2 separate regions of the Homo sapiens genome follow, and region 2 is linked to region 1. Evidence: chromatin contacts called from ENCODE Hi-C or POLR2A ChIA-PET data. All regions are on one chromosome and are shown on one strand. Each heading gives the region's core, a stretch centred on a gene start or an enhancer-like site at or near the end of the contact. The rest is flanking DNA. Distances are from core to core; before and after follow the strand shown.

Region 1 (2,872 bases), core at 240-2,739:
GCTGCTTCGAGCTTGACACCTTGCCCCAGATTCTCCCCACAGGGGTTCTGGGTATAAAGGATGAGGGGAGGGTTCCAGGTCTCTACCCACTACACGCCCAAAGCATCCGCGTGACACAAGAAAGGCCTGCACAATACTCAAGAGTATTAGGGCTGGACCCAGATCTGAGACCTGGAAAGGGATGAAGTGGCGTCAGCCCTGCGGGCTTACTTGGGGGTGGTGGAGCGCACCAGGACCCTGGCTGCTTCCCGAGGGGACACGTGCCGACAGGTCACTACAAGGCGGGGTGCCACAGCCACTCCGGAGCCCCATACGGTGCCGCACTCCACCAACACTGCCGCGGCTGCCCACAGGGGCCCGGAGTCTCGGAGGGGCAGACCCCACGGGACGCCCACCTCTGGCGGCAGAAGGGCGGCCAGGGCAGCGGTGCTGTGCGGCAGGCGGTGAAGCGCGTCGCGGGCGGCGCGGAAAAGGGGGGCGGCGGCGCAGAGCAGCGTGAAGCCCACCCATTCGCCGGCCTTCCAACAGAGCGGCGCCACCACCAGCGCCACCAGCGCCCCCGCGGGCCGCGCGGTGAACACGCCGCCGCCCTCGGTGCCGGGCAGGCAGCGTGCGTCGGTAAGCAGCAGTGGGCCGGCCACGTTGCTGAGCACCCCGCAGCTCAGCGTGTTGAGAAAGATGTCGGGGCAGAAGGCGCCGAAAGGGGAGCCGCAGACCAGCAATGGCGCACCCTTGGGCACGGCCCCGAGAGGCGACACCGCCATGGCTGGCCCGCGCTCCTCCTCCACCTCCTCCTGGCCTAGCCGCACGCCCAGCAGCGCAAACCAGCCCAGCGCTCTCAGTTGATCCGCCTCCTCGTCCTCCGACACTTCGTCATCCCGCGCCGCGCTCGAGAAGCGCCACTGTTCCGCTGCCTCGTCCCCGAAGAGGCGCGCGAAGTGGGCCCAGAAGGCCGGGCAGCTCAGCAGCAGCAGCAGCTCAGCAGGAAGCCGGGGCTGCAGGGGACGCCCGCGGGACGGGGCAGGTGGGCCGGGCTCGAGGCTCGCGCACTGGGGCGTGCACAGCCCTGGGCGGCCCCGCTCCGCGCCGCCCCCGGGACCCGCGGCCGTTGGGGCCCACTGCACGTGCAGGCGCAGGTCGTCCCTGCAACTGTCGCCAGGCAGGAAGACGGCGCCGGCCGCGGTCAGGACTTCGCTGCCAGCTCGCAGGAAGGGGACGAAGATGCCCCCGTGGCAAAGCACCAGGCCCGGGCTACGGCTCAGGATTACCCCGCTGCAGCTCCACGGGCCCGCCTCGGGCTGTCCGGCCCGGGAGGCGCTCACCATGCAGCCCGCCTGCTCGGCCGCCCTCATGGCAGACCCCCACTGCCTTCTCATGGCCTCTAGGCCGGACACTCGGGAGCTTCTCCGAGAAACAGCAAGCTAGCGAGCGAGGACCCCTACCCGGTCCGGCTGAAGCTGCCTAGCGCCACCCACAGCTGGAAGCGAGAGGCGCAAGCTCTGACTCACGTCTTCCTCATCGAGCCCGATTGGCTAAGCCCCAATTGACCCGACCCGATTGGCTGGGCTTGTACCGAGCTCTGATTGGCTTCCTATTCTGATTTTTTTTTTCCTTTCCCCGCCCTCGTTAGTTTGTCCAACCGGTGGGACATAATCTGCCCCATTCCCCCGGATGAGCCCCGGGGAGAGTAAGAGGAGTGCGGCGTCACGAGGAATCAGAGGAGAGGAGGGTGGGTCCCTTCAAGCCTAGTCTCGTTTGCTGGAATGTGGGAAAGGGAATAGAAATGAGCGCTGACGTGCCTAGATTTGCCCAGGCCACGACAGTACCTGTGAGCATCTGCCCAGGTCTAGGCGACCTTCAGCCTCTGACCCTTGGGATAATATGGACCAAGGAAATCCTTGGCCAATTCAGTGTTTTGAAAATTTAAAAGTAAACCCTATAGCAATCCACTAGGGGGCATGGAACTCTCAAGATTACTCCTAGGATTTTTTTTTGCTGCCAAAGCCCCAACACAAATCTCCGAGAAACTGGATTTGCTGTAAATTAAATTGCCCTTTAAATCGACTATGAACAGTAGCTGAAATCAAAAATTTTAATCATACAGGCCTATATTTTACAGTGTGCACATTTCACATAACATAACCACCAGCCAGGATTTATCTAGGCCAGGGTCCAAATACTTTCTGTAGAAGGCCAGAATGGAAACAGTTCCAGTTTGGGGGGACCATACAACTTGTCTCAAATAGTCAACTCTGCAGCTGTTGCATACAAAAGCTAAAGGAATGGCGGTGGCTGTGTCCCAATAAAAAGATACAGACATTGAAATTTTAATTTCATACAATTTTTTGTGTCCAAAAATAGCATTCTTTAAATATTTTTTCCAACCATTTAAATATGTAAAAACCTTTCTTTGCTCACAGGCCATACAAACACAGGCAGCAGGCCCGATTTGACCCACAAGGCATAGTTTACCATCTCTAGTGTACACTAACATAAACTGCTCTACTTTTCCAAAGAAGTACGCTTTAGGACAGAGGAGGATGAACGAGTATGTCGGGGAGTGGGGGGGCGCGGAGCTTCATGATACCCTCAATCAGTCACCACAAGCTAGACAGTTTACAAAGGTCTGCTTTATCACTGAATTGATAAAATACACATTATTTTTTATTTATTTATTTATTTTTTTGAGACGGAGTCTCGCTCTGTCGCCCAGGCTGGAGTGCAATGGTGCGATCTCCGCTCACTGCAAACTCCGCCTCCTGGGTTCACGCTATTCTCCTGCCTCAGCCTCCCCAGTCGCTGGGACTACAGGCGCCTGCCACCACGCCCAGCTAATTTTTTGTATTTTTAGTAGAGACGGGGTTTCACCGTG
Region 2 (2,854 bases), core at 262-2,761, 3.3 Mb after region 1:
TATACTACTAACTTAAGCCTAGGTGCAAATCAGTGTTTTGTTTTTGTTTTTGTTTTTGTTTTTGGAGACAGGGTCTGGCTCTGTCGTCCAGGTTGGAGCACACTGGCGCAAATCTCGGCTCACTGCAACTTCTGCCTCTCGGGCTCCAGTGATTCTCGTGCCTCAGCCTCCCGATCCGCTGGGACTACAGGGGCGCGCCACCATGCCCGGCTAATTTTTATTTTTTGTATTTTTGGTAGAGAAAAGGTTTCGCCATGTTGCCCAGGCTGGTCTCCAACTCCTGAGTTCAAGCGATCCGCCTGCCTCAGCATCCGAAAGTGCTGGGATTACAGATGTGAGCCACCACGCCAGGCCAAATTAGTATTATTCTTTTAAGAACCGAAGAAGGCTCAGGTTGAAAATTTTTAATTAAAAAAAAAAAAGAAAAAAGGTTTCCTTGTTTTTAAATATTTTAATGGAAACATATGAGTCAGATTTCAAAAAGTAGGCTAACGGTGTTTAAATACTGTGCCAGTGTATTTGAGAAGCTGAATGAAAACAAAAGTACCTATATTTTAAAAATAAATACAATACAAATAAGGAAAAGTTCATTCTACGATTTCAATTTATCAATCAAGCTACATGGTAAAGAGAATCATTTCAATTGTTTTTCACCTCCACAGCAGTGTTTGAGGTTGGTAGGCTCTCCCAGGAAGCTTGGAATCTTAAGCAACTCTCAATTAGCCCTCAATTTCTCTATTTTAAATTAATCTGCTGACCTGTTGTGGGTAAACATCCATAAATTCTGCCCTGGCTGAGAAACATTTAACTTTTTCGTCTAGGATGAATGTGTGGGTGTGTGTTTGTAAGGGAGGGGTAACTCCTTTTGACCAAAGTGTTGATGGTTTTCTAAGTAAATACTTGCTATCCACAAGAATTTTTTTTTTCGTTTATGCTGCTTTTTCTCCCTTTCTGCACTATAAAGGCTGGCCTTCCAATTCCTGCCCCGACCCTTCACCGTGATCCAATCCCACAAGGTTCCCCTAATTTCTGCTCCGGGTGGCACCTGACGGCCAAAAGTGAACCCCTGCGGTTGTCGCCAGCTAGACGCGGATAGGGCGGACGACTGTCACCGGGGAGCAGGCGTGGGCCAAAGCCGAGGTGATTTCTGACTGCTCACTGGCGGGCCTCGCGTGGCTGAAGGTCTCCGAGCCCCTCGGTTCGCCCCGGCAAGCCAGAAGTGCAGCTGTCGCGGGGCAGGAAGCTAATCGCGGCCCCTGCGCCGCTTTGACAGGCCGAGTGAAGAGAAAACGGGCTCACTGCAGCTAACAGCCTCACCCCTTGGGCTAGGAAGCCACGGAAGCAAAACCTCCGCCCCGGCCTGAAAGCAACCGGGAGACCGCGGAACCACTGCCACCGACTCAGCCCTGCCCAGCAGGGGCCCGCCCAGGGGCCACTCCCCAAGGGAGGCAGCCAGTCACTCGCCCGCCCTTCCGGGCCCACTCCCGAGGGGACGGTCTCCCGCCCGCCCTCACACACAGCTAGCTCTTCAGGCCAGGCCCCCAGGGTTTCGTCCACCTCTCACCTTTGACGACGCGGTCAGCCCCGGGAGGGGGCGGCGGGGGCGGGGGTGGGGGCGGTGCAGCCCGGGCCGGCTCCGGGGCGGCCATGCTGGGCCCGGGGCTCGGCTAGGCTCTGGGCCGGGCGGGGTTGGGGGCGGGGGCGGCGGCTACCAGAGCCAAGCGGCGGCGCCGCCGGGGAACATGGCGGACCCTCTTTCCCTACAGAGGGGCTAAGACCGGCATGCACTGCGCGTGCGGGGGTGGGGGCGGGGTAGGCTCTAGGGACTTGGGCAAAATTACTGAAGCTAGGAGAGAAACAGGACGAGGCCAAGGGATCAGGTTAAAATTCTTTGCATGCAGAATGAAGAATGAGGAGGTGCTGCGATCGAACGACTGCGAGGAAACACACCCGCTCTCATGGCATTCCCAGTAAACTGAGAAGACGTGATTAAACCTCAGGATCTCCTACTAATAGAGAAATGTATAACGATTTAGCTACCAGATCTGAATACTGAAGGGTTGGTAGGGGACCAGAGAATAGAGGAAGCATTGTAGGTTCTAGAGTGGAGAAGGGACCATCCAAAATGGAGTTTGAAAGAGAATTCTGGCCTTTGTGTTTAGAGTCTGGAATTGTCAAGAGTCTGAAAGCACAGAATAAGACTGCAGCTAGAGCAATTTAGGCGCCATAGTTTGTCAAAACAGGTAAGGGGAATAAAGGGGATGACACCAAGAGATGTGCAAAGAATCTGAAGAATTCACCTGAAAAGGATACAACCTCCTCCTGGAAGGCAGAGGAGTAAATAGGGAATTGGAAATTAATTCCTTATTTCTGCACATGCACAGAATCTGGGCCCAGGTGACTTATGGAACCTTTATAGAGACCACGGTGACTGACACTCATGGGAAAGGGGGTAGAGGGGCAAGAACTGACTGTTCATCAAAAATTATTAGATGAGTGTGTCCACGACACCAGGAGATATGTTGAATCATGGACAGGGACCAGCATATCCACTAAGCTCTATATATCTTGATGGTGCAGGATCCAAGTGGGATGGAACAACCAATTCCTGCCCATCCTCCTGCTCAATAATACATGTGCTCAGAATCTGTTCATAATGCATGGTGGTAAGTAAGTAGTAGTCCGAAGGTCCAAGGAGTACCTTTCTACCTCTTCTTTGTGTCAATTTCTATCCTGAGACCCCAGGAAAAGAGGAAGGGAAAGACCCAACAATGGATTTTTTCCAAAAAGGGAACCCACAAGCTATTTTTTAGAGGGAAGAGTCTCGGGAGTGAGGCACAGGTGAAAATGGATC

Evidence for each region. A loop is a pair of places that touch in the nucleus more often than their neighbours do. ChIA-PET counts read pairs that join two places held with the same protein, here RNA polymerase II (POLR2A). Pooled maps may share reads with other maps.
Region 2: a loop to region 1 is called in a pooled map, with 7 times the contacts of the local background. The contact joins the promoter of PPP3CB-AS1 here to the promoter of TYSND1 in region 1. A Hi-C loop is called at or near these places in 1 of 50 pooled maps. POLR2A ChIA-PET finds 5 or more read pairs at or near these places in 2 of 52 experiments (CD4-positive, alpha-beta memory T cell and activated T-cell).

The regions. Positions count from the first base shown.
Region 1 is chr10:70,145,211-70,148,082 of GRCh38, forward strand. It overlaps TYSND1 (trypsin like peroxisomal matrix peptidase 1), which reads right to left and starts at 1,490. Exons shown (of 4, transcript NM_173555.4): 1 at 211-1,490. The coding sequence starts at 1,376. SAR1A (secretion associated Ras related GTPase 1A) reads right to left here. Exons shown (of 7, transcript NM_020150.5): 7 at 2,079-2,872. RefSeq lists silencers at 392-621, 952-1,261 and an enhancer at 752-801.
Region 2 is chr10:73,494,241-73,497,094 of GRCh38, forward strand. PPP3CB-AS1 (PPP3CB antisense RNA 1) reads left to right here and starts at 1,512. Exons shown (of 5, transcript NR_132104.1): 1 at 1,512-1,577; 2 at 1,902-2,243. PPP3CB (protein phosphatase 3 catalytic subunit beta) reads right to left here and starts at 1,784. Exons shown (of 14, transcript NM_021132.4): 1 at 1,565-1,784. The coding sequence starts at 1,649. RefSeq lists enhancers at 851-1,310, 1,801-1,990 and a silencer at 1,371-1,720.